2 separate regions of the Homo sapiens genome follow, and region 2 is linked to region 1. Evidence: chromatin contacts called from ENCODE Hi-C data. All regions are on one chromosome and are shown on one strand. Each heading gives the region's core, a stretch centred on a gene start or an enhancer-like site at or near the end of the contact. The rest is flanking DNA. Distances are from core to core; before and after follow the strand shown.

The links. A loop is a pair of places that touch in the nucleus more often than their neighbours do. Pooled maps may share reads with other maps.
Region 2: a loop to region 1 is called in a map of endothelial cell of umbilical vein, with 2.4 times the contacts of the local background. The contact joins the enhancer-like site here to the promoter of OBI1 in region 1. A Hi-C loop is called at or near these places in 3 of 168 maps with a recorded cell type or tissue (CD4-positive, alpha-beta memory T cell, endothelial cell of umbilical vein and naive thymus-derived CD4-positive, alpha-beta T cell), 3 of 37 single-sample maps with no recorded cell type and 12 of 50 pooled maps.

What each region holds. Positions count from the first base shown.
Region 1 is chr13:78,656,926-78,662,680 of GRCh38, forward strand. OBI1 (ORC ubiquitin ligase 1) reads right to left here and starts at 2,230. Exons shown (of 6, transcript NM_024546.4): 1 at 2,124-2,230. The coding sequence starts at 2,195. RefSeq lists enhancers at 638-1,598, 1,509-1,588.
Region 2 is chr13:78,019,182-78,024,896 of GRCh38, forward strand. The region is part of intron 2 of LINC00446 (long intergenic non-protein coding RNA 446); the gene reads left to right. Among named protein-coding and RNA genes, the nearest start is that of LINC00446, 9.2 kb to the left of the region's middle. Within about 2 kb of position 3,175, at least 10 of the 41 ENCODE cell types and tissues checked have a DNase peak (open chromatin) inside an H3K27ac peak, as active enhancers do; they include endothelial cell of umbilical vein, where a contact is called at or near this core.

The sequences.
Region 1 (5,755 bases), core at 980-3,479:
CAGGCGCCTGCCACCACACCCAGCAAATTTTGTATTTTTAGTAGCGATGGGGTTTCACCATATTGGCCATGCTGGTCTCAAACTCCTGACCTCAGGCGATCTGCCCGCCTCGGCCTCCCAAAGTGCTGGGATTACAGGCGTGAGCCACCGCGCCTGGCTTAACCTTTTTGAGCCTGTTTCCTTATCTGTAACAGTAGAAATATGGTAATAACATCAACTCCCCATCCTTTCTGTTTTCAGAAGATTAAATGAAGCATGTGCAAAGTTTAGCATAAAGTCTGGCACATAAGATTAAGACAAAAGTCTTAATCTTTTTATTTTTATTATCTGATTTTTATTTCAGAATAAAGTTAACCAATACAGGAAAAAAAAAACACTAAAAATGCCTGATGTCATGGATGAACTTAGGTGAGGGTTTTACGAAGTAATCTGAAGACAAATGGTAATAATGATAGAGGTTCAACTATGAAGACTCAAAGTCTTAGTATTCTGAAGACACAAATGATAGTATAGAGGTTCAACCACAGACTCTAAGCTTTAATATTCTTATTTTAAAAATGGAAAAACCAGCCCTATCTTAAAGCATTGGTGTGAAGAGTAAACAAAATAATATATGCATACAAAAGCACTCTGTAGTCTGCAAATCACTATATTCTATGAGGTATCACTCTCGTTAAATACAAAAAGTATAGGTTTGGTAAATCAAACAGAACACTGTCAATACAATTGCAAAAGACAGCCTATAACTAATGGAAACTATATATAATGTGTACAAAATACTTCCCAAGAATATTTTTATCAGCCTTTAAAGCCAGTGTTGGAGGAAATTAACTCAGAATTTAACACATATTTCCAGGAACTTTATGTCAGGAGCCAAATGTAGACTGTGGCAAATAGAAACATCGCTTCTTCCCTCCCCCTAGCCGTGCAGGCAGTAAGTAATAGCTCAATGCCAGCTCAAACACCATCCTCGATGAGGCCATCCTTGATCTCTCCAAATTGATCAAGCCATCCCCAATCCATGATCTCCCAGCACATTTGCTATTTCATTGGCATTTCATTCTGACTGCTATCCAGAATTATCAGTTGCTTCCAATGCTGACTTTCTTCTACTTTTTGAATCCAGTAAATTCACACAGAACTTCAAACACCCCAGGCAGATCGTATTGGCCGGCACTCAAATGCTTGCTCTAGAAGTTTGTATTTCTCAAATCTGAGTCTACGGCTCAGTCTGCGCTGGGGGGTAAACACACACCCTGACACACCACAGACGTAAAAATAATTCAGGGTGGAAAAAAGTTGGTGGTTTATCTTTCCCCTTCTTTATCTATTCGGTAAAGAAATGCTCTTTAAAACACCGAAAGTGAGGCACAAATGGAAATGAAAGAGGAGAGGAATGCATTAGAATATTCAAAGCTCCGTTTCTAATTCAGAACCACTTTCCCTACCTTGTTTCACAAACACACTAGGCACCTCTTGCATCACAAAGAGAGAGTATTCTATCTCCTGACTGACCCATTCTTGGAGTTAAAAGCCACACCTCTTATTCTAATACCCTCCAGGAGCACTTACTATTTACTTTTCAAATTAGGAATTCAGAGCAAAGGTCATCCTCAAGGCCAGGATAAAGGCAAAAGGTCTTGGAAATGGAAAAGACTCAATACACAGCACCGTAGGCCCCAGAGGATGAACACTAGTTACAGAGGACTAAGAAGCCCGAGGTGAGGCTCCCAGGAAATGTGTTTTAATGGGCTTCACTACACGCCACGCGAGGCTGCAGAGGGAAGTTAAATATCCCTGCGATGCGTTTCTGATGGGGCCTCCTTCGAGGCCGGTGTCTTGCCAGTGTGAGGCCGCGGGCGGTGGCAGGGCCGTCTCGCCGCCCTCCCGGCAGACCACGGGCCGCTGTCACCCTCCTCCGAAAGGCGCCCAGATGAATCCATTAATCACGGTGCGCTACCCCCATCTCCCAGGACGCGGCCTCCCATCAAGAACGCGGGTTAGCGTTTTCTCCCATCTCCGCGCCTCACGCCCCTTCCCCGCCCCCGCACGAGACGGCCCTCGGCCCCGGCGAGCGACTTATCCAACCCCGTTTTGTAGCTGTGCCCACAATCACCCATTACCTTCCCCAAGCAAATGTGGCACGTGATGGGCAGAGTGAGCGACAATGTAACATTCTGCACGGTCTGAGCCATGGCAGCGTTCAGAATCCCGCCAACACGGAAGTCCCGCCGACCTACCGCTACTCTTCGCCAAGACTGGGCACGCGCGGGCCGGCTACGGCGCCCCGGTAGGGCCATAACCCGCCCAGGAGAGAAAACGAAAACGCGCTTTCGAAACGCGCGATCTCCAAGGCGTTTTCCTTTCATTAAAAAAAAAAAAAAAAAAAAGAAAGAAAGAAAGAAAGAAAGAAAATTCACTGATTAGGGAGCTGCAAGATTCCTGCGAATGTGTAGGAAGGTAGTTTACTACAAGTATCGAGGATCTTGGAAAATCTAAAGGAAAGCGGAATAGTGGAGACAGAAGAGGAAGATACGGAAAGGCGATTTTTTAAATCCCCAAATTGTTTTCGGGGATTGGATGGGGTGAAGGATGGAGAGTTTTTCGCCTAATTATTAAACCCCACACATCCGCCAACACAGCGTAATCAAAACATAGAGAAAAGACATTATCTACACGTTTCAATTTTTTTCAAAACAGCTTTCCACCTCTGTCAGTTCTCTTTCCACTCAATATAATGTGCTTCCAGAGGGCACAATAATTCACTTAAGAAAACAGTGATTGTCTCCTTATCTGTGTCCGAGACGATCCTGATACATTTAATCGCAGCTTTCCCTGAAAATACATTTTTACTGTGGGCTTCTCTGGGTTTTCCACCAAAAGGAGATTAACGTTTTCACGTCTTCATTTCAGGTGCATGGTTGCATATGAAATGTACCGCTGTGTTGTTGAACCCCAAGGGAGAATTTGTGAGGTTATAAGTTGCGTTTCCTACCAACAAAAAAGAAAAAAACCTAAAAGTTCCTAAATTTATCTTAAATGCAGTATAACAAATTTGGAATTTATCTGCAACTTACTTGAAGCGAGGAAGAGCTGATGTGATAAATTACGCTAACAAGTAAAATCTGTGAGTTGAGAGATTTAAAGACAAGACCATCGGGACAACTTTTACTAATCTTTGTGAAAAAGACGCAGTATGACTTCAAGAAGCAGCCTCATGGTTAAGAGAAAGGGGTTCTGGACCTGGGCTGCTTCAGCGGAAATCCCTGCCCCCAACAACTTCCTACCTAAACGGTAGCTCCATGGCTTCTGGCAACTTTTGTTTTGTTTTTTGAGATAGGGTCTAGCTCTGTCACCACTAGGTGCCAACACAGCGACCTCCCAGGCTCAAGCGATCCCATCCGCCTGCCTCAGCCAGCCTCCCGAGTAGCTGGGATTACAGTCATGCGCCACCATGCTTGGCTAATTTTTGTATTTTTAGTAAAGACGGAGTTTCACCCTGTTGGTCAGGCTGGTCTCCAACTCCTGACCTCAAGTGATCCGCCTGCCTCGAGGGTCGGGGAGTGGTTTCCCCATGTTGCCCAGGCTGGTCTTGAGCTCCTGGGCTCAATGGATCCCCCCTCCTTGACCTACCGACAGTGCTGGGATTACAGCCGTGAGCACTATTCTGCACTCTACTTCTGTGAGATCAACTTTATTAGATTGTACATGTGAGATCATGTGGTAATTGTCTTTCTGTGTCTGGCTTGTTTCACTCAACACAGCGTCCTCCAGGTTCAACCATGCCGTTGCAAATGACAGGATTTTATTATTTTTTATGGCTCAATAGTATTCTATTGTAAAGACATTTCTTTTCAAAACATTTCCCATTACTTAATGGGGCAAGTTCATTTCCTTGTAAATCATCTTGTTGATGGGTGTCAATATGTAGTCACAAAGATAATTTTAAAAATCATATCCTGCATTTTAAGTAAAGTATTAAAATTTAGACTATCTCTAACATCTCTTTCCACATTTCATACCATTGTCACAGCTTCTCAGTGTTTCAGTGCACAGTCCATACAGCCATTTCTGTGCTGATGACATTGTATTATAGTTGGTGATGTGTTTGTCCCCACAACAGGCTATGTTTCTTGAGGTCAGGGATTGCATCCAATTTATCTAATGTCTGTAATAGGTTACTGTTCCACAAATAGTAATATTCTCATTTGCTACAGCCTACCTTTATAATAAACTCAGGCTGTTTTATTTTAAACAATTTCTTTACTTGTTTTTAATCTCAAAATGGAAGATTCTATTGCTTTTTGAGAATTATAAAAATAACACATGCTCATTTTAAGAAAAACAAGCCATTAAAAAGTATATAAAATAAGTAAAAGTTCCTCCATATTTCTGCCTCACCTCTGTATCCAGTGTAGAAATCACTATTAACATTCTAGAACATATCCTTAAAACATACTAATTCATCTATTACTGTATACATAAGCACAAACAAGGTCATAGCATAACATACCTGCTTTATTCACTTAATGTTTTATGAATCAATACACATATGCCCTCACACATGCACACACATATCCAAATAATATTGTTAGCAATATAGATTGATTAGGACTCTTCCTCAGTCCAGATGAATGCCAGGCTAGTTCCCAGGCTTTGCTTTTAATAATGCAAGTGGCTTAAGGTCAGGAATTATCTCTTCTCTGCTCTGTGAAGGACATTTCCCATTTTTTGACAATTCATGTTCTAAATAGATGTCGTTTGGCCCAAATCACTAAAAGATCCTACCATTACCCTAATAGGAAAACAAAAATTATGTGGTTCACTGCTGCTTAATTTTGATCACCACATCTTGGTAGCTTTTTGAGCAGCCCTGTGATCTGATGAGTTCTATTACATTTGACATCTGGAATGGGCTAAAGCTGTCCTACATCCTTAGAATTATAAACATTTAGAGCTAAAATGGCTCTTAGGGGTTGTTATGCAGGCCTTTCCTTTCACAGATGAGGAAATCAAGGCCTACATAAGGTAAATCACCAGATAACAGTAGAATTGGGGCTAAATCCTAGATCACATTTGCTGGACTCTCTGAGAATGTTGGCCCAATGCCTTTGTGTAAGTGCAAGATGTATTATTATTAATAAAGTGTCTCAGTAATAAAAAGTCAGTCATAATTGAATTTCTTTGCTAAGAAAACCATCAAATAGCTATGGAACACCTTTTACCCCATGTTTAAATCAGATTCATTTTGATGATAAATTATTTAAAAGCAAGTTTAAAAAAATATAAAATCTTAAGTGCTATTAAAAATTGATTAGGAATGCATTATTCTTTCATTGACCCAGTTTGGATTGTTTTTTAATTTTTTTGGTCAAAGCTAATAAATTTGAGTAGATGTTTCAGACAGACATTTTGTAATCATTTGGTCATCAGTCAATTAATCACAACTTCATAAATATTGATTTCAGCTTACATTATTTTTCATTCCTGAAAGACTTTTTTTTGTTTGTTTTAAATTTGTACACCCCACCTGGATTGTGGTTAACACTGAGGAAACTCATAAAGATACATTAAAAATTAATCAGGGGTGCTGGCCCAGTAGCATGAATGTCAGGTATGGTACCGTCCTCTCACAGGCTGGGAATTCTGAACTAAGGTGTCTCAAGATGTTGGCATGAAAGATACTTGTTAGTGCAGCAGAAAACTTGGGTTTCTCTTAAACAGTGGGTTTCGGTTTTGGTTTTGATTTTTTAGA
Region 2 (5,715 bases), core at 1,925-4,424, 640 kb before region 1:
GATTACTTCAGTTAACTGTTTCCTTGAATGAAATATGGAAGGCAGTCCCAATGACTTACTGTATAATCCTATAATTTTTATTTAAGTTACTGGTACAAAAGTATAGATCATTTGTATTACTGACAGTTTTGCTTAATTTATTCTACTAATAACATTTGATTGGTACTTATACTTTGAATGGTAGAATCAGGATCTAGGATGATAATGAAAGTTGGTATTATTAGGTTGATGTGAACAATATGAAATTTAATGAAGATAAATGTAAGAACTGGCCCTTAGGTCCAACAAAGCAAAGTAAAAACAGGTGAGAGAAGATATACATTTGGTTTAGCATATAGATCAAACACTCTGAGGCTTTGGCTTATGGTAAGCTTCAAGAGAGACAACACTTTGGCGTGGGTGCTCAGAGAAACTCTGTAATCACAGGCTTATTAACAGAACAATAGAATAATGATGCAAACAGTGCCAGACTCTTTGCATTGATCAGATCACCTCTGGAATATTGTTTTAAGTTCTAGGTGCCTTAAAGCATATGGATATATATTCATATTAGATTGCTAAGAGTTGAAGTCATGTCATAGAGAAAACAAACAAAGAATGTTTGCTGGGGTGAGGGTGGGGTAGCATTATAGCTATCTTTAAATATTAAATGATTTTCCAAGTGGAATGTGACCAAGGACTGGTATACAAGATATAAGGTTAGGGTGAATGAATGATAACTAAGCCAGAGCATATTTTTTTTAACATGAGGAAGATATTTTTAACAGACAGCGCTCTTTCAAGATGTCATGGGCTGCCTCATTAGGAGGCAAGTGTTTAGCTCTAAAGGCATTCAAGAAGATGCTGGAGGCCGGGCGCGGTGGCTCACGCCTGTAATCCCAGCACTTTGGGAGGCCGAGGCGGGTGGATCATGAGGTCAGGAGATCGAGACCATCCTGGCTAACAAGGTGAAACCCCGTCTCTACTAAAAATACAAAAAATTAGCCGGGCGCGGTGGCGGGCGCCTGTAGTCCCAGCTACTCGGGAGGCTGAGGCAGGAGAATGGCGTGAACCCGGGAAGCGGAGCTTGCAGTGAGCCGAGATTGCGCCACTGCAGTCCGCAGTCCGGCCTGGGCGACAGAGCAAGACTCCGTCTCAAAAAAAAAAAAAAAAAAAAAAAAGAAGATGCTGGAAAAGCAAATGTCAGAAAAGAAATGTCAGAAACAAATACAAGTTATCTCATTCCTGAGAAAACTATAACTTTCCTGGTAGATCCACAACTTTGGATAGGGATGGTGAAAGGTGCCAATAATTTTGCAGATGGTCTCAAAGGCAGCAAAGGCAGATCTGCTTTTATGGGTGTTTTTAAGCTGTTCAGTCTACTTAATTTGCTACTGTAAATGTTTTGCATATTTAAAAATTGGGCTTAAATTTTTTTAAAAATAACTTTGGCTCACCCTAATGAATAACTCCCAGAATTAAAAAATTGAATAGCAAAAACAAAGTAGTTGTTGCAGAGAACCATAGTCGTGGGAACCATAGTTGTCCTTGCTTTTATTTATTAGTCACATAACCTTTGGTGTATCACACCTACTAAAGTCCATGAAATTAATGTCTTTATGGTATTTTGAATGAGAGTGGTTGCTCTCCGGTGTCGTTTGATTCTTTCTCCTCTTTGAGGAGTCCACAGTATAGCCACACTTTGGAGAAAAGTATCAAAAAGTGGTTTGTCTTTTGACTTTTTGACTTCTCCTTGTCCACTTCCAGCCGCAATCATCTCCCTCCTACCAGACTCTGGGACGTGAATGTGTAATTACAGCCCATTGTCTGTGCAGCAATTATAGCCTAATTTGACTTGTTGCACAGAAAGATGACAAAAGTGCTGGCTGTCAGGCAGGGTCAGAGGTCAGCCATTACCCCACGGACTACAGGCAGCAGCCTCATCAGGATTCTGTGGAAGGCTCGTCTCTGGGCAGGACGGGTCTGCAGCTGTCTGTGCGTCTTTGCAGATGACTCTGGGTGAAAACATGGACTGTTTTCAAGATAGATGATCCCAGCGTGCAGTTTGGCTTCTTGCTTTCTTATCAAAGATGTCAAAATTGTTCTGCAGTGAATGAAGCTATTTCTTGTGCCTTCTATATAAATTTTGAGTGGGACATGTACATAACCCAGCTTTAAGATATTTTATCAACTTTCTAGAAATAAAGTTAAGATTATGAAATGGTATTTAAAAGGAATGTTAAATCAGTATGCTACATTAGTATGAAAACTCCTGTGTGTTAAATAGGATAATAACTTGGATGCAATTAAATGAATTGTATCCAGATAGAAAGTCCTAGAGACACTATAAATAAGAATCATAAAATCACAAAGTAAAACTAAAAAAGCATATCCTGTATCAGTTAACCTAGTCCTTGTAGGTAATAAATAAATATTCCTTAAATAATTTTTCTTATGTTTTGTCTATTCTACATTTAAGTCTCTGATAGTAGGCAAATTCAGATCTATTTCAAGAGAGAGAACATTTTACTGTTATTGAAAGATTCTTTAATCCCATTTTCAAATATTTGATATATTTAACATAATTGATCTTCTCCAAATTTAGACAGACATACTGGTCAAACTCATAGTCATTTCAATGAATGAAAGTAATAGAAATTATAATTGAGAGAAAATATGCTAAGTGACAGTGCCAATATTCTAGAAATCAGAAACAAAATACAAAATGGGCTTGAGAAAATTGGTTCATTTAAAAAAATATATTTAGTAAGGGCCAATCTAAGGTGGATGGGGGCAAAAAAAGTTTAAACACAAATCCAGTTAGGTACAATAAAAAATACATTTTGATGCCAATGCACTTAATAGGCAGTATAAATAAAATGCTTTTATGAAATATAGCAATGTGATATTGTAATCTAACCAAATATGTTAGGTACCAGGAAGCATTCCTTACTATTTTATTCTATAAAAGAAGAGGATTGTATTCGTTTCTACTACTCTATTTCATTATTTTATTCTTGTCAGAAAGCTGTAGTGCACTTAAGAGTTTAGGGCAGGATTTTAAGCCCTAGAAAGCCAGGTAATAATCAAAGAAAAGTCATTTTTAGGTTCCCAGGCTGAGGTAAAACATAGAAGTCAGGAAATGGTTTAATAATGAGTAAGCAAACAGGAAGTGAAAGCAGTGAGCCACACAGGCCAGCTGACTTAGATGATCATGGCAGGCTCAGAGACGAAGGAAGTGAGAATTCAGCTGTCAAACCAAGAGTGTTGGCACCAGAGATTACAGTGGGTGTGTGGGAAACCTATCATCCAATTCTTTGCCTGCAACAAGGGCATTTGAGATTCATGACCATTTCAAAGATCTGGTTGTATGGCCTAATTCACCTGATCCTTTGGGTGAATGCTAAGAGAACTGCCACCATTTCCATTATAACAAAAGTACTCTTTATTGAGGAATTGTTATATAGTGGGCGTAGTATAGGTAAACACTTACTCACTTATTCCCTTATTCTATATATGAGTACTGAGCTTAGAATGTGCCAATTACTGTGATACTGACTAGGATACAACAGCAAGTGAAAACAAATATGGTCCTTGCTCTCACAGCTAGGATGAGGTAGATATTAATTATATAATGTATATAACTTAAATAAATATAAATACACATGTAATTTAAAATGTGTTAAGTACTATTGACAATAGAAAGGGGTACTTGGAATATAGGTAGATGAAGAATAAAATTTGATTTAACGTTCATAATCTAGTAGAAGTCTCCTTTTACAGAGAAATAGGCAGAGGCGTGGAGAAGCTAATTCCCAAAGTCACAGGCCTACAAGAGGAGAGCTGAACTCTTCTGTATAGTCTTCCTGGTCACATACTAACTAAAACAAGACTCACACAAATGTAGAACTGAAACAGAAACTTAGATCTTGTATAAATTAATTCATTGATTTATTCAAATAATATTTGTTGAGTGGCAGCTCTAGGTACAGGGGACATCATAGAAAAAGGCCCTCTTTTTTGTGCAAATAAGACTTATATTTTAGTGGGTAAAAATAGATGAACAAACTGGCTACCTAAATATCAGTGATAAAAGAATAGCAAAGAAACAGACTTGTGTGATGGACAATGACAGAATGGCTCATTTTTCTTAGCAGTACCAGGAAAGGCCTCCCTGAAACCAGAACAGGAAGAAGCAGGCCCTTCAGAGGGCTCAGGGAAGAGTCTTTCAGCTAGAGGGAATTGCTTGGACAAAGGCCCTGAGAAGGGAATAGCTTGCATGTTTGAGAGACAGAAAGAATCTCCGGGTGGCAAGAGTATCAGGAAGAGACACGTAGGATGAGTCTGAAGAGACGTTCAGGGTCCAGATTACAAAGGACCTTGTGGGTCAGGGGTTTAGATTTTATTTCAGTTGAATGAGAAGTGTGGGGAAGGTCATTAAAGGAGACAAGGTGAAGAAGATGGGATATGATTTAAGTTTGTTGTTGTTGTTGTTTTTGACGGAGTTTCTCTCTTGTTGCCCAGGCTGGAGTGCAGTGGTGCAATCTTGGCTCACTGCAACCTCCACCTCCTGAGTTCGAGCGATTCTCCTGCCTTAGTCTCCTAGGTAGCTGGGATTACAAGCACACGCCACCATGCCCAGCTAATTTTAGTATTCTTAGTAGAGACAGAGTTTCACCATGTTGGCCAGGCTGGTCTCGAACTCCTGACCTCAGGTGATCCACCCACCTTGGCCTCCCAAAATGCTGGGATTACAGGCGTGAGCCACCACACCTGGCTGATTTGAGTTTTAAATGATCACTCTGACTGTTATGAAGAGGATGGATTAAAGGAGGCTACCATGGGTAAAGGGAGTACCCAGAGGGGCGCTCTCATATGCCTCACAGGTAAGAGAGGATGGTGGCACTGATGAGGCAGCAATAGTGGAACTGGCAAGAAGTGAATGTCTTAAAGACCTTTTTATTAAAGAAAATGTCAAATGCATACAAATTTAGAAAAAAATCGTAAAATAAACTCTGACACACCCATCACCCACATTTGACCATTATCAACTCGTTGCCAGTTTTGTTTCTTATATAGCTCACCAACTTTTCCAGATTATTTTGCAGCAAATATAAAATGTTATATCATTTCATCCATAAATATTACAATATAAATGTTTAATAGACAAGGATTTATATTTTGAATACAATACTAATTTATGCCTAAACATGGACAATAATCCTTACCTTTTTTTCAGTCCTTCTGTTAGATTTTAATCATAACAACTTTTATCAAGTACAACTTTACTGCTAATGTGTCTAATTTTATGTATGTATGTTTTTTTATTGATACATAATAGATGTACATATTTTAAGGGTAAATGTGATATTTTGATACATTCATATTATGTCTAAAGGTCAAATCACGGTAATTGGAATGCACCTCACCTTAAATATTTATCTTTTATTTATGCTAGTAAGATATGAATTGTTCTATCCTCTCTTCATCTGCTATTCCCCCTCCCCTAGTGTTATCAAATATCCTGTCAGTGTTCAAATTTCTTTGTCTTATGACTTTTTAATGATTTATTTGAGTCAAGGTCCTTATGTTCATATATTGCATTTGGTTGATGTGACATTTATGTCTCTCTTGTTATTTTCTTTTCCTTGTAACTTATTCATTAAAGAATTTGTGTGGCTTCATTAAGAGTGTTTGTCAATTTGGACTTACCTAATTGCATCATAAGGGTGTCAT